Linked DNA regions of Homo sapiens: all the other regions are linked to region 1. A link is a loop called in an ENCODE intact Hi-C map of the cell type or tissue named here. Cell type or tissue: IMR-90. All regions are shown on one strand. Region 1 holds the start of ASIC2 (acid sensing ion channel subunit 2). Region 2 has its middle 120 kb from the start of ASIC2-AS1. Region 3 overlaps ASIC2 (acid sensing ion channel subunit 2). Region 4 overlaps ASIC2 (acid sensing ion channel subunit 2). Region 5 holds the start of LOC124903985 (a long non-coding RNA gene). Region 6 overlaps ASIC2 (acid sensing ion channel subunit 2).

The links. Peaks named below come from ENCODE experiments on the same cell type or tissue, not always from the same donor. Only the 100,000 strongest peaks of a DNase experiment are listed, where the experiment ranks them.
Region 2: a loop joins it to region 1, with 15 times the contacts of the local background. A loop is called at or near these places in 4 of 110 quality-filtered maps.
Region 3: a loop joins it to region 1, with 2.4 times the contacts of the local background. A loop is called at or near these places in 3 of 110 quality-filtered maps.
Region 4: a loop joins it to region 1, with 6 times the contacts of the local background. A loop is called at or near these places in 6 of 110 quality-filtered maps.
Region 5: it touches region 1 in a loop (7-fold over the local background); 9 of 110 quality-filtered maps call a loop at or near these places.
Region 6: it touches region 1 in a loop (2.5-fold over the local background); 3 of 110 quality-filtered maps call a loop at or near these places.

The regions. Positions count from the first base shown.
Region 1 is chr17:33,290,145-33,295,144 of GRCh38, reverse strand. It overlaps ASIC2 (acid sensing ion channel subunit 2), which reads left to right and starts at 1,850. Exons shown (of 10, transcript NM_183377.2): 1 at 1,850-3,737. The coding sequence starts at 3,030. RefSeq lists a silencer at 2,653-2,823. In IMR-90, CTCF peaks have their summits at 1,768 and 2,461; no DNase peak of the experiment used is centred here; H3K4me3 peaks cover 1,710 bases; H3K27ac peaks cover 318 bases; H3K27me3 peaks cover 1,797 bases.
Region 2 is chr17:33,672,366-33,677,365 of GRCh38, reverse strand. It overlaps a transcript of ASIC2 not described here. Among named protein-coding and RNA genes, the nearest start is that of ASIC2-AS1, 120 kb to the right of the region's middle. In IMR-90, a CTCF peak has its summit at 2,572 (motif pointing right); no DNase peak of the experiment used is centred here.
Region 3 is chr17:33,172,107-33,177,106 of GRCh38, reverse strand. The region is part of intron 1 of ASIC2 (acid sensing ion channel subunit 2); the gene reads left to right. Among named protein-coding and RNA genes, the nearest start is that of ASIC2-AS2, 63 kb to the right of the region's middle. In IMR-90, no CTCF peak of the experiment used is centred here; no DNase peak of the experiment used is centred here; H3K27me3 peaks cover 661 bases.
Region 4 is chr17:33,036,964-33,041,963 of GRCh38, reverse strand. The region is part of intron 3 of ASIC2 (acid sensing ion channel subunit 2); the gene reads left to right. Among named protein-coding and RNA genes, the nearest start is that of SPACA3, 48 kb to the right of the region's middle. In IMR-90, a CTCF peak has its summit at 3,118 (motif pointing left); a DNase peak (open chromatin) is centred at 1,883.
Region 5 is chr17:33,233,260-33,238,259 of GRCh38, reverse strand. The region is part of intron 1 of ASIC2 (acid sensing ion channel subunit 2); the gene reads left to right. It overlaps LOC124903985 (a long non-coding RNA gene), which reads left to right and starts at 2,363. Exons shown (of 2, transcript XR_007065721.1): 1 at 2,363-3,955; 2 at 4,318-4,443. In IMR-90, no CTCF peak of the experiment used is centred here; a DNase peak (open chromatin) is centred at 2,849.
Region 6 is chr17:33,215,013-33,220,012 of GRCh38, reverse strand. The region is part of intron 1 of ASIC2 (acid sensing ion channel subunit 2); the gene reads left to right. Among named protein-coding and RNA genes, the nearest start is that of ASIC2, 76 kb to the left of the region's middle. In IMR-90, no CTCF peak of the experiment used is centred here; no DNase peak of the experiment used is centred here; H3K27ac peaks cover 576 bases.

The sequences.
Region 1 (5,000 bases):
CCCACAACAGCTGAACACATCAGAAACCCAAAATGTTTTAAAGGCTTTTATAAAATAGAGCTTCATGCCACTCCAGATTTATGATGCTGGAAGATGGCACATGCTTGTCCTGGTTGCTTCATCAGTAACTGCACTGAGGTCACTAGGTCACCCCACCTTGGCCAAGACACGGGTCACTGTGGCATTTCCAGGACCCTTGAGACCAGGCTGGGAGCACTGGAGTATGAGCCTTTGGTAGAGGCCCCAGTACAGCAGGCAGCTTCAGAACCCTCCCCTCAAAGCCAGCAACAGACATCTTCAAGCAACCAAACCCAAAGCAAACTGTCATCAATGCCCAACTGCAATAGCTTTTTCCCCAGATGAGTGAGAAGGGTTTCCAGGTGTGTGTGTGTTGTGTATATGTATGTGTGTTGTGTGTATGTATGTATGCAGTATGCATTGGGTATATATGCATTTAAGTGTATATGTTGGTATACATGTATGTTCATGTATATGTGTGTTGTATGTGTAGTGTGTGTGTGTGTTTGTGTATATGTGTGCTTGTACATGTGTGACTGTGTGGATGTATGTATGTGGGTGAGTGGGAAATGAGGGGCTCAGAGGTCCTCTTCTCCAGAGACCAGATGCAGGGAGTCATCACGCTGTAAGGGTGCCCTCAGGTCAGTGGGGAGGGAAAGCCCATCCCAGCACTGCTTCTCTCCTGCTTGGAAACCCACAGCTCATTCAACAGATCTGGCCAAATTGCCCCTAATTCATCATTACAAAGACGGTAAAACTCCTCTCCACACCCAAATCTCTGCTTCCCCAAGCCTCCTCTCCCCAAAGGATACACACGTTGGTCCTTCTTCCACTGGAGCATCCTCCCACCCTTGGAGTCCCTTCACACTGCCTCCACCACCAAATTCTACTCTCCGGATAATGTCTGGAAAACCCCTTTATCTCATGGAGTAATGGGGCTCCAAGTGTTCCCTGTCCCAGCAAGGGGAATGGGAAAGATGGAGTCTCCTGTCCCTGGAAGTCCTACTCCCCCTTCCCACCCTCTTGGAGAGCTGTGCTTGGCAGACTGGGCCAGGGCTGAGCAGTAGGCACTTCCAGGGAAGGGGCTGGGACACACATGGGATGTCCCTAAGAGGCTGAGGGGAGGATTGTCGCACTGAGCCTACCCTGCTCGCAATGCCTCAACACACATACTCATTACATACAACACATGCACATACACACACACACAAAACACACCAACCACACACCACATCTAGAAACCCTGATATCCATCCACACATCAACACATGCATTTCAAACCCAGGACTCACTAAGTGCACACATACACACACGGAACATACACGTCACCATAGACACTACATCCTGCATGCACCACACTCTAATGGCCACAGCACGCCACCCGCAGACATGCTCACATTCAAGAGTTTCACAGAAATGCCCATTCACACATACACAATGCACATCCTACGCACACCCAATACTTGGCACCACACTCGCAATCGTGTTCAAATGCCCACACTACACAGCAACTCGCTCTCTCTACAGCCCATCTCACACCCTCAGGAGTCCTCTCACCCCTGTCTACACTGGGGCCACATCAGCACAATGGTTATACTACTTATCTCTCCCACAAGCCCATACACCTGAGCACATCTGTACAGCGCATCCCCATCCCGCTCCCCACCACACCCCACCCCCGCACCCGGCCGACTCCAGCAAGAGGCTTCCCGCTCGGTGTGCAGCGGCCACAGTGGCCAGGAATTAAAATGCAGCGAGGAGGAGCCGGGCGCGTCAGCACCGCGTCTCCAGGAGCGCACGGCGCTCACGGCCGCCGCCGCCCCGCCCGCCCGGAGCCGCGGGGCCAGCGAGCTGAGGAGCAGGTGCTCGGAGCCCAGCCGCGCCAGCGTCGCGCGGCCGCTGCCCAAGTTCGCCTGGGGCCCAAAGAGGGTTCTCCCGGGCAACCGGGGAAGGAGCTTAGCCGGCGTCACGGCCACCGCGAGCTCGGAGTCTCGAGAGGAGAAGGGCGCGCGGAGCAGCGAGTCCGGGTCACCCCCGGGAGGTGTTGGCGGGTCCCCGCAGTCCCCAGCTCTTGTCGCCGCGGGGGCAGAGAGAAGACGCGAGAGACAGCAAGGCTGGGCTTTTCTGGAGACGCGAGGCACCTGGGAGAGCCGAGGCGAGAAGCGACACTTCCCTGCGGCTAGCATCCTTGAAGGACCCCGGCGGCGAACAGCCTCCCGCAGGACGCCCTGAGAAGCTCTCAGCCCCAGGCGAGAGCGGGCGCCTGGCAGGACTTAGGCGCAGGACTTGGGGAAGCCTAAGCAGGTCTCTGCCGAGCGCAGCCCAGGGAGCAGTAACAAGGAAGGGTCCTGGAGGGGAAGGGAAAGAAGGCGGCAGCCGGCAAGGCGACCACTCACCCCCGTACACACCCACCCCGCCCGCCCAGCCAGGAGCCGCGGTGCGCCTCTGGGGGCGCTCGTTCCTTGGCGCCTTCTCTCCCGTGTCCCAGCACCGCTGGGCTACGGGCCGGGCTGGTGGGGTCCCTGGGGATGTCCAGATCAGGCATGGTGGCCGAGTGGCCCTTCTCCCAGGACCAGCGTAAAAGCTGGGGTTAGGCGGGGCAGGGGGGACTCGGCTCAGGGTCCCCCGAGGTCCAGGACGAGGGAAGGCGGGCGCAGCACCCAGGGACTGGAGAGGCGGCTCCCAGTGGGACCCCTCCAGAAGTAGTGCCGGGCGCCGGGCATCCTCCAGGAAGACCAGGGGCCGGGAAAGCCTGGGAGGCGCTCGGGAGAGGCCACTGCCAGGGGCTGCGGGCTGAGGCGGCGCTCAGCCCCGGGCGGGCGCCCGCGGAGGCGGCAGCGGCGGCGCCGGGCGGGCATGCCGCGCCACCGGAGCTCCTTTCGGGCGCACGCTTCCCTGGCGCGGGCTGCGCGCGGCTGCCGCTGCTGCTGCTTCCACTGCTGCTGCGGACTCCCATGGCGGCTCCGCCCGGCCGGGGCCGCCGCCGCTGCCGCCAGCCGCGGGCTGAATGAATGAGCCGGATTGGCGGAGCCGGGCTGCCCGCAGCCGCGCTCACCGGCCCGGGACGCTTCCGCATGGCCCGCGAGGAGCCGGCGCCCGCGGCGTTGGCGGCTGCCGGGCAGCCCGGGGGCGGCAGAGGCGGCGAGCGGGCGCTGCAGGGGCCAGGGGTCGCCCGCAGGGGGCGGCCATCGCTGAGCCGCGCTAAACTGCACGGGCTGCGGCACATGTGTGCCGGGCGCACGGCGGCTGGGGGCTCCTTCCAGCGGCGGGCGCTGTGGGTGCTGGCCTTCTGTACATCCTTCGGCTTGCTGCTGTCCTGGTCCTCGAACCGCTTGCTCTACTGGCTCAGCTTCCCGTCACACACGCGGGTGCACCGCGAGTGGAGCCGCCAGTTACCCTTCCCCGCCGTCACTGTGTGCAACAACAACCCGCTGCGCTTCCCGCGCCTCTCCAAGGGGGACCTCTACTATGCCGGCCACTGGCTCGGGCTGCTGCTGCCCAACCGCACCGCGCGCCCGCTTGTCAGCGAGCTGCTGCGGGGCGACGAGCCGCGCCGCCAGTGGTTCCGCAAGCTGGCGGACTTCCGCCTCTTCCTGCCTCCGCGCCACTTCGAGGGAATCAGCGCCGCCTTCATGGACCGCCTGGGCCACCAGCTGGAGGACATGCTGCTCTCCTGCAAGTACCGCGGCGAGCTCTGCGGGCCGCACAACTTCTCCTCCGTGAGTTGCCCTCCGCGCGAACCCGCTCCCTCTGCGCCCCACTCCCCGGCAGTCAGGAGGCCTGGTGTTCCGCCCCCTCGGGGCTGTCCCCAGGCCTCTTGCAGTGTTACCACTCCACGATGCCAAGGCAGAACCCATTCTTGGGTCCCCTGAGTCTTCTCCTGCAGGTTGTGGGAACTTGGACTTAACTGTAGGAGGAGTCGCCTCCCACCAGTGGGAGCTCCCCTGTCCCAGCCCCTCCTTCCAGTGTCAGCCCCCAAAGCCCTCATTCTACTCCTTATGGTCCCGTCTGTGAATATTAGTCAGCCTCCTTCTTCCCGACCTCAACTCCAGGCCCTCAGGACTCCAAGAAACTGCTCTGTGTTTGGAGTGTAGATCTCTTAAGTGCGGACTTCTTGTCTTTGGGAAAACCAATAGACGGCTCTTAAAAAAAAAAAAAAAAAAAAGGAAGCGCTTGAAAAATGGATCATCAGGGGAATCACGCAGAGTCCCTAAGCAGGCCTACGATCCGAAGCAGCTTATGTCTTCAAAGTTCCCAAACACTTAGAATCTAGGAGAACTTGTGAGGAAACTCCCAGAAAACCAACACTGAAGCTGTAGACAGTTTGGTGGGAGAGGCAGCAGCATGCTTTGGCTACTTTTTCAAAATGCAGGAGTCTTGAGCATCCAGCGGAACTGAGCAGTGGTGCGCCAGGGTTGGGCCCTTCACCTGGCCTCCGTCCCCCATAAAATGTAAGTGTGGGTCTTCTGGTCTGGAGGATTGCTCCGGAGTTGAGAAAGCATCCTAGCAGGCATGTGGATGCAAACAGCCGCGGCCAGGAGAAGCTGTGCTTAGGGTTTGTAAACCATTTGCTGTGCCGGTTCCCCCACGCTGTGGGTCTGGATAACGCAGCTGTTGGACAGAAGGTATCTGCCTTGTGCAGTCTGCCTTGGAGGAGTTCTGGTGCCAGGCCCCAGCATGATGCATGCCTGTCCAGCCATTCGTGTGTAAATGTCCCTTAGGTGGGTTTGGGCTTTTCCACTAGTGCAGGGAAGGTTGGTGTGTGTGTTTATTGGTAGTGCTATGATGGTGATTTTACCAGATCTGATTCATCACTCCTGAGATCCTCATTTCTGACAAAGCTTTTTTTGGGATGGTAAAGAGATGCCACGGTTCCAACAAGTGTTGGCATGATGCCGGTCAGACCAGGTCTCTCATTGGCTGATTGGATTATTCCTTGTCTAGGAAGGCAATCCTGGCTTCAATCTTGTCCTGCTGGCTTT
Region 2 (5,000 bases), 380 kb before region 1:
AAGGGTCCCAGGATTTTCAAAATGGTGAATGAGCATTGGCTTCAACTTAAGTCACCTCCTACGCTGGCCTCTAACAAAAGAGTTACCCTGTTCTTTGAAGCTTTGAAGCCAGACATTGACTTCTCTCTAGCTATGAAAGTCCTAGAGGGCATCTTCTTCCAATATAAGGCTGTTTTGTCTACACTGAAAATATTGTTTAGTGTAGCCACCTATATTAGGCTGTTCTTGCATTGCTACCAAGAAATACCTGAGACTGGGTAAATTATAAGTAAAAGAGGTTAAATTGGTTCATGATTCTAGTGGCTATACAGGCATGGCACCAGCATGCCACTCACAGTGGAAGGGGAAGCAGGAGCGGGTACTTCACATGGCAAAAGAAGGTGCAAGCGAGGCAGTGGCATGGGGGGCACAAACTTAACCAGATCTCAGGAGAACTCACTCACTATCAGGAGGACAGCACCAAACCATAAGGGATCCACCTCCATGACCCAGACACCTTCCACCTCCACCAGGCCCCACCCCCAACAATGGGAGGGACAACTCAACGTGGGATTTGGTGGAGACATGTATTCAAGCTATATCACCACCTTCATCAATTATCTTAGCTAGATTTTCTCGATAACTTGCTGCAGCTTCTACATCAGCACTTGCTGCTTCACCTTGCACTTTTATGTTGTGGAGATGGCTTCTTTCTTTAAACCTCATGAACCAGCCTCTCTCTGCTAGCTTCAAACTACTTCTGCAGCTTCCTCACCTCTCTCATCCTTTATAGAATTGAAGTGGGTTAGAGCCTTGCTCTGGATTAGGCTTTGGTTTAAGAGAATGTTGGGCATGTTTGATCTTCTATCCAGACCACTGAAACGTTCTCTATATCAGCAAGAAGGCTTTCACTTTCTTCTTATTCCTGTGTTCACAAGTAGCACCTTTAATTTCCTTCAAGAACTTTTCCTTTGCATTCACAATTTGGCTATTTAGTGAAAGAGGCGTAGCTTTAGGCCAGTCTCAGCTTTCTACATGCCTTTCTCACTAAGCATAATCATTTCTAGCTTTTGATTTAAAGTGAGAGATGTGTGACTCCTTCTTTCACTTGACTACTTAGAGGCCATTGTAGGGTTATTAATTGGCCTAATTTTAATATTGTTGTGTCTCAGGGAAACAATTTCCCAAAGAAAGGGAAAGAGATGAAGCAGTCAGAACACACACAGCAATCATCAATTAAATTTGTTGTTTTATATGGATGTGGCTCATGGTGCCCCAAAACAACTACAATAGTAACATTAAATATCACTTATCATAGATCGTCATATCAGACACAGTAATAATAAGAAAGTTTGAAATATTGCAAGAATTACAAAAATGTGACATCATAGAGACAGCTGTTGGAAAAATGACATCTATAGTCTTGCTTGACGCTGGATTGCCACAAATTTTCAATTTGTAAAAAATGCATTATCTGCAAAGTACAGTAAAGCAAAGTGCAATAAAATGAGGCTAAATCAGGTGCACTGGCTTACACCTGTAATCCCAGCACTTTGGGAGGCCGAGGTGGGTGGATCACTTGAGCCCAGGAGTTTGAAACCAGTCTGGGCAACATGGTGAAACCCTGTCTCTACGAAAAATACAAAAATTAGCCCGGTGTGGTAGTACACGTCTGTAGTCCCAGCTACTCAAGAGGCTGAGGTGGGAGGATGGCTTGAGCCTGGGAGGCAGAGGTTGCAGTGAGCCTTGATTGCACCACTGCACTCCAGCCTGGGTGACCCAGAGACCCTGTATCAATTTTTTTTTAATTTAAAAAAGAATAAAATGAGATGTACCTATAAACCCAAGCAAGCAAATGTGGGAGGCCGTGAAGCTCATCTGTGTCCCCCAAGGCAAGAACCCCAGGTTGCAGGCTTTTTCAAAGACTTCCAAACTCTGCTTAAGCTCATGATTCCTTGGAACAAACAGGTGTGGAGCTGATCACGGGGCCCGTGCAGAGCCCAAGGCCAGAGATACCCCTTGGGAATTCCTGATGCCAGAGTAGACAGGACATCCTGGTACCTCTCACATTCCTACAACACACTGCAGCCACCCTGAGCCTATGCCCAAATCCAGCTGGAGGAGCAATGTGTCAGACAAGAGGAAGATTTCAGGTAGATGGAGCATGACAGGTGAAAAGAGAATAAAGAAGATGAGTCACTAAAGGGTTAAAGGGAAATAACGATGATAACATTAATTGATATTGAGTGGTAACTTGCTATGTGCCTGGTACTGGTCTAAGCACTTTACAAGAATTAGGTCATTAATCTCCACAACACCAGAAGGCGGACGCTTTTATTTGTGTAACTATTGTGTCCAAATCTTGCAAAGTGCCCACCTTTGTTTATCTGATTCGGTTTCCCCCAAATCCCCAAGTAGTTTTCATTGATGAGATTGTCATTCTCATTTTTAAGACAAAGAAACAAGAGGCTCAGAAAAGTGAAATGAGTTACCCAAGGTCACGTGATTCCTCAATTTCTGGGCTCAGACCACAAATGCAGGGCCTAAGACAGACTTCTGAGCTCTTTGTGCTACACTACATTCGGCCGGCAGAGAGCAGAAGAGAGCAACATTGCTTCTTTTTCAGGCCAGCCAGGGACAGCACTAGAGCCCTGGATATCACAGAACGAGCGGCATGGATTTGTTTATTCACCCATTAAAAAATTATTTATTCCATAACTTACAAGTTGTTCGAACTTGGACAGGTCACTTCATCTCTCTGAATTTAGTTCCCATATCTATAAAGTGAAGAAAATAGTATTTTGTTCATAGGGACACAAGACTTAAATGACACACACATAAAAAATATTTAGCCATGTCTGACACAGAGCAAGTGCTAAGAATAGTAGCTTCTACTATTGCCATTATTCATTGATTTGCACAGTATTTCAGTTATTCCTTCAATCATTCACCAAACATTTTTTCATTTAGTATCTGTCATGTAAACAAACAACAAAAATTGTCCTAGGGCCAAGGGAATGAATGAGGGTGAGTTTCAAAGGTAACTCAGATATGTTTTCTGGAAGAAGGGAGAAAAATCATTGCAAAGGAACTGTAATACGCTGGGAAAGAGGAGGGGACTCCCCACTGTCGGGAGAAATGAAGGGCACCTTCTTGGAGCACGGAGCTTCTGAAAATATCTTGCTAAAGACACGGGCCAGGCTCGGTGGCTCACGCCTGTAATCCCAGCACTTTGGGAGGCCGAGGTGGGCGGATCACGAAGTCGAGAGATCAAGACCAGCCTGGCCAACATGGTGAAACCCCGTCTCTACTAAAATACAAAAAAATTAGCTGGGCTTGGTGGCATGTGCCTATAGCCCCAGCTACTCAGGAGGCTGAGGCAGGGAAATCGCTTGAACCCAGGAGACGGAGCTTGCACTGAGCCGAGATGGCACCATTGCACTCCAGCCTGGCAACAGAGTGAGACTCCGTCTCCAAAAAAAAAAAAAAGACACGGATGCACAGACCTTAGCTCAGACCTACAGAATCCCCAGCTCAAAGGACAGGTCTCACTTGCCCACATCTTTACAAAGCTTCACGAATGATTCTGACAGTAAGGTAGGTTCAGGGAGCCACTTCTTTGGATATTGAAGTATGCATAGGATTTAATCCCCTGAAGATGAGAGCTGCCAGGACCCATGTTTCTCCCCGAGAGAGTTTTGCTATCGCTGTGGGTGCAGGGGACTGGGCGAGGATCTCAGAAGCCATAAAATGAAAGGGACACAGAGGACATGTCCTTCATCCCCAGTGTAGGAATCCTCTCCTGCTCCCTGGTGATATGTGGTCCTGGAGCCTTTGCCTGAACATCACTCCTCCTTTTGAGCCTCAGTTTCCCCATCTTTAAAAAAGGGTTTGCATCAGATGATTCTTCAGATGCCTTTCAGCTCTGATATTATATGACTTTGATGCAGACATCACTGCTCTGGAAGGCAGCCTGTTAGATAAAACAGTGTGTGCTTCAAGAGAAATCTGCTCCATGTCTGCTATAGCTTCTTCTCACCCAAAGAGAAAGCCCAAGCCCTTTGCCCTGGCACCTGGGCTTCTCTTGGAGGCAGCCCTTGCCTCCTCTGCCCTCCTCATCCCCTTTATGCCTCAGTTAAAATGAAATGGTCTCCTCACTCTTCCCTGAGGCCTGTTGTCATCCCATCCTCAGTTTCTCTCCCTTCAACCTTCACCGCCTCCTGCACTCCCCTGCACCTGCACCTGAGCCTGTCAAACCCTACAGGGCTTTGTAATGCTGCCGCCTCTATGAGGTCACCCCTGATTTCTCTCAAACGGAGTAACTTCTCTTCTTTATGTCCCCCATCCCAAGCTTTACACCATTATCACTGTCATTACTTCCTGCTAACAACTTGCTACATGCTGGGCGTTATGTAACATATGTGGCATGCTTTATTTTATTGACCCATTTCACAAACCTATGATATTGATATTATGGCTATTTCCACTTTATAGATAGAGAAAGTGAGCTCTGGGGTGGTTGAGTGACTTGTCCACAGAGGCTCTGCCGTATGTTCCAGTCATTTCTGCAGGCGTCTCATCTCAACGCCAGACTGGAGATTCCTGGTAGTCCTAAATGCTGCCAGTTGAATCTCTCAGGTCCTATAAGGAGAACTTGAATACAGGTTGTATTAAAAGATGTAGCAGTTCCTAGGAAGATAACATCAGCAGGCTGGGGTGGAAAGTCAAAGCTATCTCTTGGGACACTTAAAAATTGGAAGAATCATTAAGAAACAAAATATTAGGGCCAAGTCCATCCTAATCCAAGCGAGTGAAATCCGACCATGCCCATCTTTAGCCACAGCAGGCTAAGAAAAATGCCCCTATCAAAGGCACTGGGTTCAGACCCAAGCCTTGCAAAAAATCTCAGACATGTTTGGGTGATGTATTTTTTTTTAAGTGAAGACTTTTTTTTTTTTTAAGCAAGGAGTGTAAAATAAAATAACAGCCACAACACAAGTGAAATGCAACTTTTATTTCAG
Region 3 (5,000 bases), 120 kb after region 1:
TATTACTCTAGAGGAATTGCAGGGAAAAACAAGGTGATTATCACTGGAAATCTTATTCCACTTATGGACACAAGTTGTCCCCAGCCACCCATGCCTTGGATATGGAACAAAGCCATCCAAATTCAGCATTGACCAGGTCAGATACACGGGTGCAGGTCTTGCTGCAAATCCATCTACTATCTTCTCTTCTCCCTGCCCCTGTACCTTCTGGAAGAGCCTGGCTGAGGCACATGCTCACCCTTCCCTTGGTGGCCATTCTACAGTGCTCAGGGATGAGACATCCAGACCCAGGGTTCTGGGGACAGCATTAGGTCTTTGAAAGATAGTTTGGGCTGTGTGTCCCTGAGCCTCAGTTTCCTCACCTGTGAAATTAGGGATAATTCTTCCTCTGCATACTTCCCTGAATTGTCATCAAAATCAAATGAAAGAATGGTTTTAGTCCCTCATATTCAACAATTATTAGGCCAGGCATTGTGGCTCATGCCTGTAATCCCTGCACTTTGGGAGGCCAAGGCAGGAAGAATCACTTGAGCCCAGAAATTCAAGACCCCAGCCTGGGCAACGTGGTGAGACCCCATCTCTACAAAAAATGTTTAAAACTTAGCTGGGCATGGTGGTGTATGCCTCCCAGCTACTCAAGAGGCTGAGATGGGAGAATTACTTGAGCCCAGGAGGTCAAGGCTGCAGTGAGCCATGATTGTGCCACTGTACTCCAGCCTGGTCAACAAAGCAGGTGAGACCCTATCTCAAAAAAGAAAAAACAATTCTTTAAGCCCCTACGATGTGCCAGGCTCTGGAGGTATCAAGGGAAATGACATACACTCCTGGCCTTCAAAAAGCTTGCAGTCCAATGCGGGAGACAGACAAGCAATAGATTTCAAGGCAGCTTGGACAGTGTTACAGCACTGTAGGGAAGCCCACAGGATGCTGTCTGCCCAGCCCTGAAGGGTTAGAGAGTGGAGATTCTCCAAGGAGGAGTGGGGCTCTGAAGGATGAAGAAATGTTCACTAGAGAAGGGGAAATGAAGGACATTCCAGTAAGGGGAAACAGCCTGTGCAGAGAGGCCAGGGGATAAGAATATGGCATCTTTGTGGGGATCATTGCTTGCTGGGTGTACAGCACAAGGCACAGAGACAAAAGCAGGCACTGGACTGTAGAGGGATGTCCAGATTAGGCTTTTCACAGAGAACAGTGGGGAGGGATGTCAAACAGAGGCATGGCAAATTCAGATTTATATTTTAGAAAGGTTGATCTTGGCCGCAAGGTGGAGAATACACTGGAAAAGCAAGAAGAGAGCGCCGAGATTGGTCAGGAGCCAAGTGGAGCCTCCCGGGGAAGAGATGGGAAGGTCTGAGTGGAGGGGGGAGAAGCAAGGAGGGAGAGGAGTGAGCGGATTGCACAGACAGGGGAGGCAGCAGCCGCTGGACTTGATGAATGAATGAGAAAGCTTTTACAAACTGAGAAATGTTGCCTCTTTAATAGTAGAGAGGTTCATCGCTGTAAATGTGGGAACTACATTAAGTCATTTCAATCTGCCACAAGCGCCGCAATACTACACATTCTGGTTGGAAAAAAAAAGTAGGGTATTTTTCTTATTTGTGAATCCTTTTTTTCTCTCTAGTCCTACACAGGAAAAAAAAAACAATAAAATAACAATAAATGGGAATGAAGAGCTTTTAAAAATAAAGTGATGTAAACTCAGAACTATCTTTGGACATTGGGAGACACAAGCTACCCACGGGATTTGCTTTTTGGAAACAGCTACTTGGAAGAAGTGCCCAGAATGCGCCCTAAAGAGATAAGAAGGAGAAAAGCATCTCAGGCCAGATCAAACTTGGGGTTGAAAACTGTGCAAAGAATCAATGTCGGAGAAAGAAGTTTTGCAAAAGAAAAATGCCTAATCAGTACTAATTTAATAGGTCACATTAGCAGTGGAAGAAGAAATGTTGATATTTTATGTCAGCTATTTTATAATCACCAGAGTGCTTAGCTTCATGTAAGCCATCTCGTATTCATTAGAAATAAGAACAATTTTATTCGTCGGAAAGAACTTTTCAATTTATAGCATCTTAATTGCTCAGGGTTTTAAATTTTGATAAAGAAAGCTCCACTTTTGGCAGGAGTAGGGGGCAGGGAGAGAGGAGGGTCCATCCACAAGGACAGAGACACCAGGGCCAGTAGGGTAGCTGGTGGCTGGATCAGTCACAACGGACTGACTTATGCCATGAGAAGAAACAACCTCCAAATCTCAGTGGCTTAATACAACACAAGCTCATTTCTTGCTCACGTTACATGTCCTATGTAGATCAACAGCAGGTGACTCAGGGACCCAGGCTCCATCTCCATATGAGCTTCCATAGTCACCAGGACACGGGCTCTGAAAGTGTCCTCCATGCAGGGACACATGCCTCTTCCTTTCATTGGGCAGAGCAAGTCACTTATGGCCAGAAGTCACACTGCAGGGCAGTGCCATCCTGCTGTATGCCTGGGAGGAGGAGCAGATCTGTGGTTTGCAAGCCCATCGCGCCCCCACTAAGATGTGCATGTGAGCTCCGCAAAGGCCAAAACCAAGTCTTATTAATTGGTATCTCTAGCATGTACACAGCATCTCTCACAGAGTAAGTGATGGTGAATTTTTGATGAATGAATGAATGGATGGATACACGGAATCTTTTTTTTTTTTTTTTTGATGGAGTCTTGCTGCATCACCCAGGCTGGAGTGCAGGGGTGTGATCTCAGCTCACTGCAACCTCCACCACCCAGGTTCAAGCGATTCTCCCACTTCAGCCTCCTGAGTAGCTGGGATTACAGGCACGCACCACCACACCTGGCTAATTTTGTATTTTTAGTAGAGACAGGGTTTTACCATGTTGGTCAAGCTAGTCTCAAACTCCTGACCTCAAGTAATCCACTCGCCTTGGCCTCGCAAAGTGCTGGGATTACAGGCGTGAACCACCGTGCCTGGCCCCATGGATTTGATTTTCAGAACTGGTTGAACTTTCCTAAATGAGTGGTTCCAGGGAAGTCTGCCTCTATTCTTTCACCTGGTTGTCTTCAAGGCTTTCTGGACTACCAGAAGCAAATGTACTTGGCTTCAGAGCAGACCTCTGAGGCAGCAGAGGCACTTGTGGGGCCTCTATGGCACCAGGTTAATGGAGCAGCTCAACACTTCAAAGGCTACTCTCATCTGATTGCCTGGAACACAGGAATTAGCCAACAGAGGCTGAGGTTGGGGAAAGGGAATCACTTCGATTGTGTCCTTACTTTGTGTTAGGCACAGTGCCTGTAGCTTCATCCAAGTTTGCTAATGTGATTCTCATGGCAGTCCCATGAGGAAGGTACTGTTTCTTCTGCCTTTTACCAATGAGAAAACTTATGCTTAAGGAGCTTAAGACACTTACCCAAGATCTCACAGCTGTTAAATGGCTTAGAACCCAGACCTGTCTGGTCAAAGCCGGTGCTTCTAACCATCAGACTGGCTGTCTCTTCTACAAACAAGTCACACTCACTGCTTCAGAGCATTCTGTTTTCCTTATGAACTTTCAGCCATGGGTGGCACTTTCTTTATTCACCCTCCAGGAGGCAGGAAGGGGGCCAGGACAAATGCATCCTCCAGTCTCCCACTCAGCTCCTCCTGCCTTCACCGATCCCCAAGGTCTCACTTTCTGTTTGCGCCTTCAGCCTCTTCAGCAGTGTGGAGGATCAGGCCCCGCAAGCTTGGTACCGAGGTACCTGGGGTCTGTGGTGGCCATGTTTTCTGCTGCCTCAAGTCAGTCAGGCTGTGCTGTTCCATACACATTCAGGCTGCCACCCCAGATAGCCTGCTTCTGACTATCTCCCTCTCAGGGGTGGTCTAAGGAAAAAGGAATAAGGAGTCAGATGGATGTGCCCCAAACCTGGATCCCCCTCACTCTCTATACGATCAGACTCGGGAGTCTGCCTCATCTTCTATAGAGCAGTATGGGGTTGTAGAAAGAAGGAAGGAAAATGAAATATATGGAGCACGTACTGTATGCCAGACATCTTCCATGCTGAGTCTCAGAGTATCTCCATGGGGAAGGGAGTAATGAGTAATGTCCCCTCTGGCAGATAAGAAAACTGTGACCAAACTGATTAAGGAATGGGATCATGGGCCCACAGCCAGGCACAGGAGCAGCCAGGATTCTAGCTCTGGTTTGCCTCTCTCCAAAGCTGACATTCCTTCCACTACATCCATAGATCTCAAACTTTTGCATGAAGTGAAGTGACAGCTGGAAGGCTTGTTGAAACGACCCAACCTCACAGTTTCTGATTCAGGAGGACCAGAGTAAGCCCTGAGAATCCTCATCTTTACCTAGTTCCCAGGTGATGCTGAGGCTACCAGTCTGGGGGCCACACTTTGAGAACCACTGCATTCCATCATACTACTGAGTTCTCTGAACTGTAAGAGCTCATGGCTGAGAAGTTCTCGTGAACTCTGAAGTTCCGTGCATGGGAGAAAATATTGCTCCCACAGACTTCCCTCTTGATGGGTAACTAGCCTCTCTGCTAGTGGCAAGGTGGCTGTCCAGAGGGCCTGTGCTGTGTTTGTGCTTGTTCTTGTCTCCTAGGGGGTAAGGACAGGCATGTGGGGCTAAGGCCTGCACCCTACACCTAGGATATTTGCAGAGCGAACACCACTGCCATTCCCACCATGTTTTGTGAGCTGCCCATCTGCCAAGGCAGAACTGGGCTTTAATTTTGGCATAGCCATCTGCTACCTGTGGCAGGGGTGGGGACTGTGGATTTTCATGGCTCCCTAGGCCACTCCATACGTGGAAAATATTGCACCCACTCACCCATTGCCCCCAGAAGCCTGAATTTTAAATGCAGGCTTTACCTTCACAAGCTGAACTTTAGGACATGATCATTTGGGAGTATAGGATACATTACTCATCCAATCCACTACTAGTTATTGGAAAAGTTTCATGCAGCAAGTACTATACTATCAGGGGGCATGATGCAATCATGAGCAAAAACAG
Region 4 (5,000 bases), 250 kb after region 1:
AAGAGGGGAGCTGACAAGGCACAAGGTTAGAAACAGGGGGACCTCACAGGGCCACCTGATCCTAGAACCTAGGGCCTCTCGGAGTATAGTGCCCCTTACAGATGGGGCACAAAGGCCCAGAAAGGTTGAGTGTCATGCCCAAGATCACACTGGAAATCCTGACCATCGGCTAGTCCTGAACTCAGATGTGATTTGGTGCTAAGCCCACCTCATTGTAGAGCCCATGAGGACCAGCATGGACATTCTGCTCCTGCCTGGCTTCAGCCTGGTTCAGCAGAGTGCAGAACTCAGCTGACACCCACAGAAGGAGCATTTAAGCCAGCCCTAGCCAAAGGGGAATTGTCAATTCCAGTGGTTAGAACCCGAGTTCTGGCTTAGAGGAGGCAGTCTCTTGTACTTATCCTCTGGTCTGGGGCTGGGAGAAAGTAGGATAGGGAAATTCATTCATTTGCTCGCTCATTCATTCATTCAACAAGCAAGCATCAAGCACCCACTATGTGTCAAAGTCTGAGATCCAGTGAGCAAGAAGAGATGTGGGGATGTTCTGAGAGGAGGATGGCAATTAGGACAGGCAAAGAGACCAGCCACCATACTGCCATCTTGAATGAAGGACTTTCATAAGTGCTTTCCTAACCTAAAGACTCAGACTCAACAAACGCATGTAAACACTGTGCAAGGTGCATCCATGTCTATTGTCTAATTTAACTCTCAGGAAGTCCTAGGAGTTGCAAATTATTATCTCTGTTTTACAGATAAGGAAACTGAGGCCCAGAGTAGTTAGGTAACTTGACCAAGACCACACAGCTCATCAGTTCTTCCCACCACCCCTCAGCTGTGTGGGCAGGAGGAGGAGGGAGAGAACAGGCTCCAGGGCTCTGGAGATGTGCCTCAAGATGGTAGCGGGAGGGGCTCAGGCAAACAGGGGCCCCTTGAGAGCAAGTACCCTGTTTTACTCATCTCTATAGCCCCAGTGTCTGGCCCTGTGCCTGACGCATCCTAGGAATTAATGAAGTCTTTATATGATTAGGTTGGACCACTCAGCTGGTTGGGCTAACAAAAGCCTTTCTGAGGCCCCCAACAAGGTAACAGCCCAGGGCGCACCCCCACTCCTGTCTCTCACACTTTCAAAGGACACGTCCATCAGGTTGAGCACTATCTTGTCAATGATAGAGCCTTGCTGAGCAAGCTGAACACTCCTTTTGACTATGCTGTCTGAAAAACAGACTGCAAAGGAGACTTTTTGCCTCCGTTCCCAAGGCAGTTTTTCTCAGAGAGAAGGCTTTCTGCTGGCTCTAAGCCAGGGTCATGCTGGCCTCGTCTTGATCGGTTTCTCCAGACAAAGAAAAGGAAGAAAGCATGTTCTGACCTAAACATTTAGACCACCCTAATCATCTGAGAGTAGCCCATCCACCTACCACCATCTGTCCTGGATGGCAGTAAGTGAGATATGTAGACTCAAAGACTTTGAAGACCCTGGAGCTTAGAAACTATCTGGTCCAGACCCCTGATTTAGTGGAGCAGATACATTAGGCTGAGAGGTTACAATTCCTGCCCCAATAGTGCTCTTCTCACACCACCAGCCACTACATTGCATTGCTGACACCATTGTGAAGAAGTGGTCAAACTGTTGGATGCTAGCTTCCCAGCCAATAATACACAGACAGAGATCCCAGAGAGGAGACTTCATTGGAACCATAGGTCATTGGAGTGTGTCTCTTCATGACTGATGCAAAGGCATGGCCAGGTGGGCTCCAGCCATCACTCACTGCACTCCCTGAGCCAACCTCCTAACTAGGGAGATAGAAGGGCAATACTGACTCACAGTGAAACCATGGCTGCCGTTTATTCACCATCTGTATACATCAGGCACTCTTGGAGATGTTCCATCTTGTTACACAACAAGGCAGAAAAATATCTTAACATCTAGCCTCGGAATTCCTCTTAGGGAGGGAACTTCCTTTCCTTGGGAAAATACTATGATATAGTGAGACTCTGTGGGAAAGGATGTTGCCATGTGCCAAGACTTCAGAATAGGATGAAACTGCTTAGGAACATGTTGATTCTGCTCCTGGAAAAGGGTAAGAGCACATGAGTGAGAGAGAAAGGAGGAGGGAGAAGAAAGAGAGAAAAAGATGGGGAGGGAGCAGGATCAGGCAGGTGAAGGAGGAGTAGAATCCTCTCTTCCAGTGGAAGGTTTTGCTTTGCTCTGAGGTAGCCCCCTCCTCCAACTCCCTCTGACATCTTCTGTGTGTTCTAATGCTTTGGGTGAGTGGGCCTTCTGTACAACTTAACAAGGGGCTGCATTTTATGTCAGGTCCTATTATGCAGAACAGAGAGCAAATGTCAGCCAAGGGTAATATCTGGGTTACACATACTTTAACATGTTCAAAAATCACAGCATCCTCTGAAGCAGCCAATATCTCAGGATTGATCTCATGCAGAAGGAAAGGTCAGAGAGGCTCAACCATTTGTCCAATGTCCCCCAGCTAAGGTGGTGTCAGGGCCAAGATTCAAAGCCAGCTTAATCTTGACCACGGAGCACAGGCTCTTAAATAGTCATTCCCAGCGGAAGACGAGCCAGGATCTCAGACACACGGGTCAGTGAGGAAAGGGAGGAGGCCAGGCCAGGCAAGGCTGAGGATCCTGACCTCCACCTGGGCAGGAACCCTCAGGGATACCCCCAAGCCTAATGGAATTTGGTCCATGTGAGCAAATGTCCAATCCCTGTGGCACCATGGAACAGCCCTGTGAGCACCGTGTCCTATCCCTGTGGCAGAAGGCCTAGTGACTGACATAACAGAAGAGCCAGGTGGGTATCAGGTGAGCCAGGTGGATATCTCTCCCTGTCTCCCTCCTTTTTCCTCTCTCCTCATATATGCTTTCCTGCCCATTCCAGAAGCAGAAACCACATACTCTTAGGCAGTTTCATCATCTTCTCAGCATCCACTCACAGCAGCATCTAAGTCAAAGCCTCAGAGTGTGGGATGCAGACACAAAGGAGGGAAGGGCCCAGGGAGCTTGGCAAGGTCCTAGGAGATTGGCTGGACTCCCCTTAGGGCTGCGAGGGCTGCGGAGGCCTTGGGCAGCTGTGCTTGCTGCAGCGCCACCTACTGGTGTGCCTTAGGATCTTTGGTCTGGGAGAGGCTGGAAAAATCAATGATTGAAGAACAACATAAGGATGTCCCCAGGCAGGTTAAGGGCAAACATCAGCTTCTCTCTACAAAATGAAGGCGACTGTTGAGAGAAGCTCCAGACAGTGGAGCAATGAAAGACATGCACCAGGGTATTTAATCACAAAAGTTCTGCATTCCTTGCTCTGTTCATAAATTTAAGCAATTATCAAAGCCTCCAGTTCCATAGCACAGTGGAGAAAGAGTGGGGGAGGATGAGTTGTCAAGTACATGCAGGAGCATCTCAATCCTGGGTGTCTCTCCTCGATCTCCGGGCTAGCTCATCCACCCTACATGTTCATTATACACTAATGACTCCCACATTCATGTCTGTAGCCCAGATCTCTCTCCCAGCTCCACTCCCATAGATTCATCTTCCTGGTAACATCTTGACTTGGATGTCTGAACCGGGCAGGAGTCATTATCACAAGAAACTCAACTCAAAATAACTTAAGCCAAAAAGGCAGAGATTTGCTGGCCTGTTTAGCCAAATTGTAAAGAGAGCCAAGGTGGAGCTAGAATATTTGTTGAATAAATGAAAGGATAGAAAAACATGAAGGAGTTTATTAAGAGAAGGTGATGAGAACTAAGTCTTGGCAAGTACCTACTAGCATCTGGGCACTGAACTTATTTAATCAGATAAGGAAACTAAAAGCTGGGGCTGAGGGATGGGGCTGTGTAGCTTACCCAAAGTCACACAGCTGTCTCATGAAAGAGAGGAGTTCGAGGTTCTGCATGGGTCATTCTGCTATCTCTCATTCTCAAATTAGAATAGTAGATTTAAGGTCTATGATTAGACACAAAGGCTTAAGAGATCATGGAAGTCATCTCATCTAACTGTACACCCAATGCTTGAATCTCTCTCTCTTCCCATCCCAGCCAAATAGTTGTATAGTTTCTACTTGAACAGCCCTGGTGATGGAGAAGTCACTCCCAAGACAGTGATTTTATTATTGAATTATACCAGTGGATTAGAAAGTTCTTCCTTATGTTGAGCCAGAATGTATCCAATGCTTATAATGTGCCTACCTACCACAGTGCCTGCAACAAAAATAAACGTTATTATCATCCCACGTTCCGTATTACAACTATTCTTGTGTCTATCTTTCCCTTGGGATGCCAGAAAACAAATCTAATTCTTCCCTGAGACAGTTCTTCAGATATTTGAAGATGGTGCTTCAGGGTCCTCCTGAGTCTTTGCTTACCCGGATAAACAAATACTCCAACCCACTTTCAGACACTCATTGGTAAGCAAGAGTCGGTGCTGTGCACACAGTAATTTTCCAGCTGCTGTTGTGTGTGAGGCTTCAGAGACGCTGATGGAGCAAATGATGAACCAGCCACAGCAGGGCTGGAGGGGTATCTGAATCATGACCTCTGCAAAAAAAAAAAAAAAAAAAAAAAGAGGGGGAAGTGGCTGACCCTGAACAAACCTTGGCCCATCTCCAGAGCTTCACCAGCTACATTCATTGTCCACCCATTGTAAGAACCCATTTTAGTAGAAGAGAAACGAGTTTCCCCCAAAGTTAACCTGCATCATTTTAGACCCCCAGTCCCTGCCCAAAAGGCATGATTAGTCCTTCCAAAATCCAGATTGTGTGTTCATGGATCCAATATTGAGCAATGTAGGGGATCCAACCAATTCTTTTTTTTTTTTTTTTTTGCTACCACACCTGGCTAATTTTTTTTAATTTGGGGTTTGAGGGTACATGTGAAGGTTTGTTACATAGATAAACATGTCACAGGGGTTTGTTGTACATGTTATTACATCACCTAGTTATTAAGCTCAATACCAAATAGTTATCTTTTCTGCTCCTCTCCCTCCTCCCA
Region 5 (5,000 bases), 57 kb after region 1:
TGCAGTGCCGTCGTGCAGCTCTCACAGGGTTTCTCCAGCACAGCCTCTGCGATTTCACCTGTGGGATCCTTCACCAGCACGTGACTTCAGGCCCGAGTGGTAATGAAATCAGGTAGAGAAATGGTGCTTTCAACAAAAATAAAAACAAAACCTGTGACCATGAAAACAACAGCCGCCTTTATTACATTGCTGAGTGGCTCTAGCTTCGGAACCACACAGGCCTACCGGGTTTGAATCCTGTTTCGTCGTTTGTAAAATGAGTTAACAATAGCTCCCAGTTCCATGGGAAGGATTTAGTGAGATAGTGTATGAGAAGTCCTTGACCACAGTGTGAGGCACAGGAAAAGTTCTCGTTGGTGGTTAGTGAGAGATGGAGCAAGAGTGATGGCTACATAGAAGACTGAGACTCCCAGAAGGCGTGGACTTACCCCAGCCATGTCAGTTAGCATTAGCAATAGCAACACCAAAGGATGGGCTGAGACTAATAGTGCAGTATCCACCCTGTGCCACTTGCATACCTCGTTTAATCCTGCCTCAACCCTGCCACATAGATACATTGCATTTATTGTAGAGATATGAAAACTGAAGCTCAAAGCAAAGAACTTGCCCAGAGTCAAACATCTACTAAGGCCGGGCGCGGTGGCTCACACCTGTAATCCCAGCACTTTGGGAGGCCGAGGTCGGGAGTTCGAGACCAGCCTGACCAACATGGAGAAACCCCATCTCTACTAAAAACACAAAATCACCTGAGTGTTGTGGTGTATGCCTGTAATCCCAGCTACTTGGGAAGCTGAGGCAGGAGAATCACTTGAACCCAGGAGGCGGAAGTTGCGGTGAGCTGAGATCATGCCATTGCACTCCAGCCTGGGCAACAAGAGCACAACTCCGTATTAAAAAAAAAAAAAAACTACTAAGTGGGAATGTCAGGTCTACCTAATTGCAGAGACCAATACCTTCTCCCACCACAAACCCTGCTGTGGCCTCCATTCTGCAGCCTCAGGCCCAGCCCTAGATGGCACTCATTCTGTGCCTCACTAACATCCACTTGGGACTTTTTTGGAAGCCAACAATAACTTCTTCTGGCTCTGATGGTGCTCTGTGGCCTGCCCGGATGATGGACTTCTCAGCAGCACTGTCCTCAGCATGACTATGAACTCTTCATGTCCCTGTATCAAAATGGGATTACAGGTACACACCACCACACACTCACATGTCCCTGCATCATGTCCTTGGCATGCCAGTGAACCCTTCATCTCCTGTCTTAGGGCTGCTATAATAAATTACCACAAAACATGTGGCTTCAAACAACAGAAATTTATTGTCTCACATTTTGGTGCCAGGAGTCCAAAATCGAGGTGTTGGCAGACTCATGCTTCCTCTGAGGGCTCTAAGGAAGATTTCCAGCTTCTGGTGGCTGCAGGAGTTCCTTGAGTTGTACAAGGCAGTATAACTGCAATTTCTCCCTCCATTGACACGTGGCCCATTTCTCTCTGTGTCCAAATATCCCTCTGTTTTCTCTTATAAAGATACCCATCATTGAATTTAGAGCCCACTCTAAATCCAGGATGATTTTGTCTCAAAATCCTCAACTAATTACATCTCTAAAGACCCTATTTTCAAGCCAGGCATGGTGGCATGCACCTGTAATCCCAGCACTTTGGGAGGCTGAGGCAGGCGGATCACTTGGGCCCAGGTGTTCAAGATCAACCTGGGCAACATAGCAAGACCTCATGCCTACAAAAACAAAAATTAGCTGGGTGTAGTAGCGTGCACCTGTAGTCTAAGCTACTTGGAAGGCTGAGGCTAGTGGATAACTTGAGCCCAGGAGTTCAAGGTTGTGAGCTGTGGTTGTGCCACTGCACTCCAGCCTGGGCAACACAGAGGAAGATGCTATTCCAAAAAAAATAAATAAATAAAAGAGAGAGACCCTAATTTTAAATAGGGTCACATTTCAAGGTTCCAGGTGGACATGAATTTTGAAGAGACACCATTGAACTCACTACAGCCGACCCTTTTGCCTACCAAAATTTCACATCCTTCCTTCATGCAAAATACATTCACCCCATACTAACATCCCCAGAAGTCTTAACCCATTCTAGCACCCATCACCTCTAAGTCTAAAATCTTGTCTAAATATCATCAACTCCCTGTAATCCCAGCACTCTGGGAGGCCGAGGCAGGCAGATCATGTGGTCAAGAGATCAAGACCATCCTGGCCAACGTGGTGAAACCCTGTCTCTACTAAAAATAAAAAGATTAGCTGGGTGTGATGGTGCACGCCTGTAGTTCCAGCTACTCGGGAGGCTGAGGCAGGAGAATCGCTTGAACCCGGGAGGAGGAGGTCGCAGTGAGCTGAGATTGCACCATTGCACTCCAGCCTGGGCAACAAGAGTGAAACTCTGTCTCAAAAAAAATAATAATAATAATGATATATCATCAGCTCAAAAAGCCCCAAATCTCATCACTGAATGAATGAGTTATGGGTGTGACTCTGGGTCTGATCCATCCTGGGGCAAAATTCATCTTAATCTGGCACCAAAGAAGAGTTCAGGGCTGCCTCCATGGAGGCCAAGGCTGGGCCTGTCCAGGGCAGGTTCCTTCTGCAAAGACGTAGACAGGGCAGCACAGAGGGCTCCTCTGAACACTCACTGAGAAGCCCGGCTGGTATCTGTTACCTGAGGGAGCTGAGCTATGGTTACCCACGGGCTTTCCTAGTCTGCATGTCACTCCTCCCATAACCACTTATGTTTAAATAATTTGTACTTATACTGTGACTCATTACAAAAATGATTTGAGGTGGAATTAGAGCAGGGACTCTCAGAGCTGGAAGGCACCAATTCCCAGCCCATGCATGACTCATCCTGGCTCAGCTCTCCTCTGGCCTGGTCTAGAACACTGCCAGCACCAGAGAACTCCCTCCCACGTCAGCCCCACAGGGAGGGAGGCCAGGAGTGGAGCCCTGTGTGTGGGTTGCCCCTGTTAAAATGGACTACCTGATCCTGGGAAGGGGGAGGGAGAAGGTGCACACTGACCTAGTTTGGTTTTGCTTTTGTATATGGTTATTCCTATGACTGAAGATGTATGAGCCACTGTGGCTGCCTGCATCTCTGGCTGTGTGTGTCTTATGTCTCATGCCCCAGGGTCCAGCAGTGAACCTTGCTTTCCAGAACAGAGGGCTATAGGCAAGTGCAATGGAGAAGAAGTAAAATGGGACCAGAGCCACATGCCTGTGGGAGAGAGGGAGCGAAGGAAGCAGGAGAAGACCAGAAAGGATGCAGCCGCAGTTTTGTGTCTGGCCTCAGCCAGATCCCACAGGGGAACTCACAGAGGAACTCAGGGGCACGCATAGTGTTATGGTCTGAATGTTTGTTGTCCCCCTCCCCAAGATGTATATGTTGAAATCCTAACCCCTAATGTGATGGCATTGGGAGGTGGAAGATTTTGGGAGGTGATTAGGTCGTGGGGTGGAGCCCTCACAACTAGGATTATTACCTTTATAAAAGAGACACCAGAGAGTTCCTTTTCCCATTTACACCATGTGAGGATACAGCAAGAAGATGCCATTTAGGAAATGGGAAGCAGTCCCTCTTCCAACCTGCTGGTGCCTTGATCTTGGACTTCCCAACCTTCAGAACTGTGGGCAGTAAATGTTTGTTGTTTAAGCCACACAGTCTAAGGTGCTTTTGTTATTGCAGCCTGAACGAACTGCAAGACAATTAGCATCCAAGACTGGATCCCTCCTCATACCCTGGAGATGAAGGAGATGAGTGCCTGTGGGCAGAGAAGAGGGCCACTCTGAAACCACTCACCTCCCACCACAGGGTCTGCCGCTGCACTTCCACACATCACCCACAAGCCACCATGCCAGCCTACCACCAAGCCGGACTCTGCAGGGGCCCAGCCAGGGCCACATATCCACGGCTTTTCCTAAGGCACAGAGAAGCTGAGAAACCTAGTAAGAGCCTCTGGGGTCCCCACTTTTAGTAAATTACAAGGAGGTGTTCAGCCTGCCCTGAACCTCATAAAAGATGGATGGTGTAGTTATATAACATCCATGGCTTTTTACGAACTTCACCTTTCCTTTAAAAAGCTGCTAACTTCAAAGAAAAAAAATCGCTCCAGGCATTCTGGTGGTTGTAATAAAATGCATTCCCCAGGAACATGGGTTGTCTCAGCCTTAGAGAAGAAGACAGGGTGGCCATGTGGGTGCCCACGTGCCTACTTCCTTGTGGGTGACAGGTTTTATCTCCCTGCAACTGATTTATGCTGAGGACTGACAGCCTGTGGCCATGACCTACTTTCCCTTTTACAATACAGCATCCAGGGCTCAGCAGGGCTGTCCCGCCTAAAGAAAACCAAGAGTACAGAAGCAGCACTTGGTAAGCGTGTGCACCGGAGGTTTCTCTTGACAATCTGCTTCATAAAATAAAATAAGTGTGTGTATCTGTGTGTGTGTCTGTTTATGTGTCTGTGTGTGTGTTTTCTGTAGAACGAGGGATTCTTTTTAAAGAGCTAGCACCTCAAGTCATCTGACATTGGAATTTGAGACCTTCTAATCATTATTGTGAAAGCAACGTCAGCCTACACAGCATGTGTGGCCTACATCCACCCAGCCTGATGCCGTTCAGAAAAAAAAAAACCAGTTGAAAGGCAGATGTGGAGACTTTTGTGTACAGAATACCTGAATGGCTGCTTATGCCATGTGTGTGTGTGTGTGTGTGTGTGTGTGTGTGTGTGTGTGTGTGAATTTCCAATTCCGTAACCTCAAGTGTCATTTCAGTTTTTAAATTCTGGAAAGAGTTCGTGTGTATGTGAATTGTGTCAGATAGTAGAATTCAACTCAGGAGAGAGTGACACACACGGTGGTGTAGTGTGTGAGTTTTCTGCTGCTAGAGGGAAAACCTCCTAGCGCATGAGGGCACTGTCGCACAGCCAGGCAGTGTGGGGGTTGGGAAAAGAGGATTTGGGATTTAGGTGGAGCCTCAACATAGGCTTTGGCT
Region 6 (5,000 bases), 75 kb after region 1:
GCTGCTTTTTATTGATTGAATATTTCCCCTGGAGACTTAACCCCCATGGGACATCTGCACTGTTCTGTGGGTCCTCTGGCAGGGAAGAATGTGGCATGTCCATGACCCTGCTCTGCAGAGCCCAGGGGACCCTGAGAACATCCTGGGAATGAACAAATGGCTTGCATGATCTAGCAAGTCAGACTTGACTAGGCTCAACAGAGCCAACGATTTTCTCTAACATAGACAACCCAGGGCCCTTCAAAAGGAACTTGTGTGCCCACTCTGGTAGCGGGATTTTATGCAAGCCAAAATTCCCACGCCATTTGAACCACCGAAACTTTTCCCCCATCTCTGATACTACCCATGAGCATCTCAGAAGACCCCAGAGTCCCGCAGGACACAGTTTGGGAAATGCAGGGGCTTAAGACTACGGGCTTTAAAGGCAGAAGAACTCAGGTTCAATTTTTGGTTTTCTCATTTGCTGGTCTGAGCTTCGGTGTTTTCATCTATGAAGAGGAGACAGCAATGACTGTCATAGTGTTGTTGGAAGGCTTCAAGGAGATAATGGATATAACATGCTGAGAGTGGACCTGTTGTCTACCAAGGAGGCAGGAAATATGTATTGGGGCTGTTATTTATTACCTCATAGGCATTAAGTGTATTACTTCATCAGGTCATCGTGAAGATTAACTGAAGTAAGATATGAAGTAATGTGTGTAAAGTGCTTGGCATCAAGGGGGGCTGCCTTCTGAATGCTGGTTTGCCTTTCTTCCTCTTCTCTCTGGGCACTAGTAGCTAGCTAGTAGCAGATTTCCTGTGCCGGGAAGCCATCAACTACTTAGAATATGGAACATTTCCCATCTGCTTGTGGCTGTTCTGGAGAAGGTGACATTCTAAGCTTCATCAGGCCCTGGAGTTTTTAAGTAATTGAAGCACTAAGAATCTGAAGTGACTCACCCTATGCTGTTTATTCTGGTCTCGTTTGCACAAAAGAAAGGAAAATCACCAGCTCTAACCACCCACTGCAAAATGTTAGAGATCAGAATAGCTGGAGAAAATACCAAAAATAATTCGCCCAGCCCAGTTCAGCTCTCCCTTCCACGGGTGTGGTTGGAAAACATGCGTGGCAGATCCTGAGTCATCAAATACAGTAGCCCCCCCGCCCTGTTATCACTGTGTCCCCTGAAGGGGTGAAGTGGTAAGGAGAGGAGAGTGGAAGGAGTGAGGAGGGAAGAGAGATGCCCCGAGCAACAACCTGATCGGATTTACCGTCCCTGCTGGAGGCAAAAGGGAAAATGGGTTTTTAAGTCCAGTCTCATTGACTGAACACCTACTGTGTGTGAGGCATGCTGCTGCCACAAACCATAGGATAGAGTCATGCTCCTGCTCCCACCCCCACCCCGGCAATGCTCAACTTATAATAATGATAAGAATGATAGTGGATGCTCCCACTTAATAGGCATGTCCTATGAACCAGGCACAGCCTTTGGCATATTCTCTTCTGCATCTCTATTGCAGTCCTTCAAGGCAGGAGTTATTACTCACTTCTTAGGGAAGGTGAAGCGGAGACTTATTCACCCAACAGACTTTGAGTTCCACTGTGCCGGGCACTGGGCTCGATGTGAGAATGCTCAGATGAATAGAACACAGGCTGTCAGCTGAGCAGAACAGTCAGAGGGCTTTCCCAAAAGCAGGAGAGAGCACATGTCGAGCCCAATTCTCTGCACCTCAGACCTGGGCCTGCCCCGCAGCATCAGGAAGCCACCATCAGAAGCCCCACCCAGGCTTCTAGATTCCCAGGGATGGGATGTGAACTTCCCTCCGAGGCAGCCGTTGCACTGCAGAGGGGCAGACTGAGAACACAGCCCACAGTTCTGTGCCAGAGTCAACAGCACGGCCGATTTATTTTAAATAAAAACATTTAAAAGCATGAATTGCATTACGTAGCAAAGAAGACTTTGTCTTTGCCATTACGGGAGGTTTTGCTGCAGAAATTACCATACTACTATACAGAAATATCACAAGGCTGGGTTACGCCAAGAGGGCTTCTGCGCACAGTGTGGAATGCCAGACAGAGCTGGACCTGTCATTTTGGGTCCCTTTTCTCAAGACCCAGAGGGGAGCTGCTACTTAGCACACCCATGAGCCAGAGGGAGAGCCTCACTGCTCTAAAAGTCTCCGCAGAGAAAGAAAAGGAGAAACAGGCATGGAGTACCTACCATGTACTTGGTGCTTTACCTGCATTATCTCATTTAATCCTCCCAGGCTTACAAGGTGATGCTGTTATCTCTGATTTATAGAGAAGAAACCTGAAGTTCAAACAGGACAAGCCCAGAGTCACCAGGATGAGAGGGAACCTGGATTCAGCTCTGACTGGAGTTAGTCTGGGCTCTTTCTACGACCCAAGCTGTCAGTTCCTTTCTTTGGTTTACAAGGTGCTACTCCGGGGGAGTGGTGGACACAGAATGTTTAAAGGCGTTCAGCACAGCCTATGGGAAAGGGCAAGTACTCAAGAGGCAAAGACTCAGGCTCCGGGCTCGCTCAGCCATAACAAGTGTCATGATGGGAAATAGACTACGCAATCGTGCAGAGCCTCATCTGCAAAATGAGTACGTGCGTGTGTGTTTGTGTGTGTGTGCATTTCACAAATATACAAAAGCAAATCACAATATCACGATTCTCTTTGCCTTTTGAGGGAAGGTCTCCTGCAGAAAGACGTTCAGCCTTACATCCCTGAGAGCTTCCCAGAAACCACTGAACTTTTATAGCTCTCTCACTTGCCACCCTTCATATCCCACATCCATTTGGGGTAACCATCCATCAGAAGGAAGTGCCTCTAGGAAACAGGGCCTTTTGCTGTCCAAGAGCAGGGGCTCTCATCACACAAACCCAAAGTCTAAATTATATTTTGTTCACTCAAACTACCCTTTAATTTACTGTAACATTCAAGCCAGCAAAAACACATAAATTAGCAATGACAAATATTCTGACAGTCACTGGGAGTTCCTCCCTCTCCCTAACCCTCCACATCCAATTAATTTTCAAGACCTGTAGCTACTGATTTACCACCTAAATCTCCCTCCCAACTGCCTCCCTCTCTCCATGGCCACCCCTTCACTGTTTCTCACCTCAATTATTCAAACAACCCCCTGACTGGTTCTCTCTATGCTCACCCACACTATCAATTGAACCACCCACCGTCTCACTTCCACTCTGCAGCCAGAGTGATCCTCATTAAAGTCTAATTCTGTCATGATCCTCTCCTCTTTAAAACCCTCTTGGGGCTCCCCATCACCTTTCAAATAAAATGAAAACCCTGCCACATGGCATCTATAGTCCCTGATGATCCCAGCCATTCCCAACTCATTTCTTTCCTCCCCCAAGCATAGCACCCTCATGCCAGGCCACACTTTGGGGTGGCTCTTTGAAACCACCATGCTCTCAATGTCAATGTCTCCCCTTCAAGTCTTTGCAAACCCTGCTTGGATCAGCTTCCTTCCTTCCTTGCCTAACACCTCCTCGTCATTCAGGACATCTTATCTTCTAAGTCCGCTTCAGCACACTCTGTGCTGATCAGCCCTGAAAGCCTCTGCTCACTCCAGACAGCAAGAGTTGATTGGTTTCTCTCCCCTTCCAGACTGTGGGCCACTTGCAAACTGCCTTCCATCTCAGCATCCATAGAGCACAGCCAGCTGAATGAATGGATTATCCCTCATACGGTTTCGTTAATGTATCACTCTCTAGATGACGTTAGAGTTTTTGCTTAGACATCATGACATATTTATTAGGTTGATGCGCCGACCTAATAATCACAGAAGCTGAGGACAGAGAAACTGAAACTACTGCCAATCAATGGTCAATCAGAAGTGAAGGTCACTTGTCTCCTGAAATTATCATGTGATTCAATAAGAAAATAGGAATAGTTTATGGAATTTTAGTGTACGTTTGAATTTTAGGTCATTGGATTAAGTGCTGTAGACCTAAGTTTATTTGAAGGGACATTATTTTTAAATCACTATAAAAGCCACATGTGGCCGGGCTTGGTGGCTGACGCCTGTAATCCCAGCACTTTGGGAGGCCGAGGCGGGCGGATCACGAGGTCAGGAGATCAAGACCATCCTGGCTAACACGGTGAAACCCCGTCTCTACTAAAAATACAAAAAATTAGCCAGGCGAGGTGGCGGGCGCCTGTAGTCCCAGCTACTCGCGAGGCTGAGGCAGGAGAATGGCGTGAACCCGGGGGGCGGAGCCTGCAGTGAGCCGAGATCGCGCCACTGCATTCCAGCCTGGGCGACAGCGAGACTCCGTCTCAAAAAAAAAAAAAAGCCACATGTATATTTAAAACATTTGGGAAAATGCATTTAAAAGATGATTCCTAATTCCAGAAACAAAACCTAACCACTAATATACTGGTTTAATTTCTTTCAGGCTTTTTTCTCTGTCTAGGCTTAATGTTTTAGATTTTTTAAATATCAATTTTAGATTATTCTCTGTGTATCATTTTGCAAGCCACTTTTTTCCTTTATAACATTAACATTTTCATGGTATTACATACCCATAATTCAATGACTACATAAAACTCCATTGTGTGGATGTTTCATAAATTACAACTCATTCTTCTGTCAGATATTTAAATTGTTTCTACTACTTCTTTATCCTGGATAGTGCTAGGATACATAATTTCAAGACTCTTTAGGATAGATTCCCAAAAGCATAATTACTGAACAGGAACATTTTTAAGGCATTTGATAGGTGCCATCTGTTTTCCAATCAGTTGCCCAAATGTACCCTCTCCCCAGAATCGTATGAGAATCCCCATTTTACAATACTTTTCCCCACATGCAATCATTCTTTTAAAGTATCTATTCTATTTTGACTGGTGAGAGATCATTTCACACTGTTTTGCTTTTCATTTTGGATGAAGAGTGTGAGACCAAGCATCTTCCATATGTTTACTTCTTGGTGTATTTCCTCATTTGTGAATTGTGACAGGGCTTCGTCTTCATGTATAGGGAAGC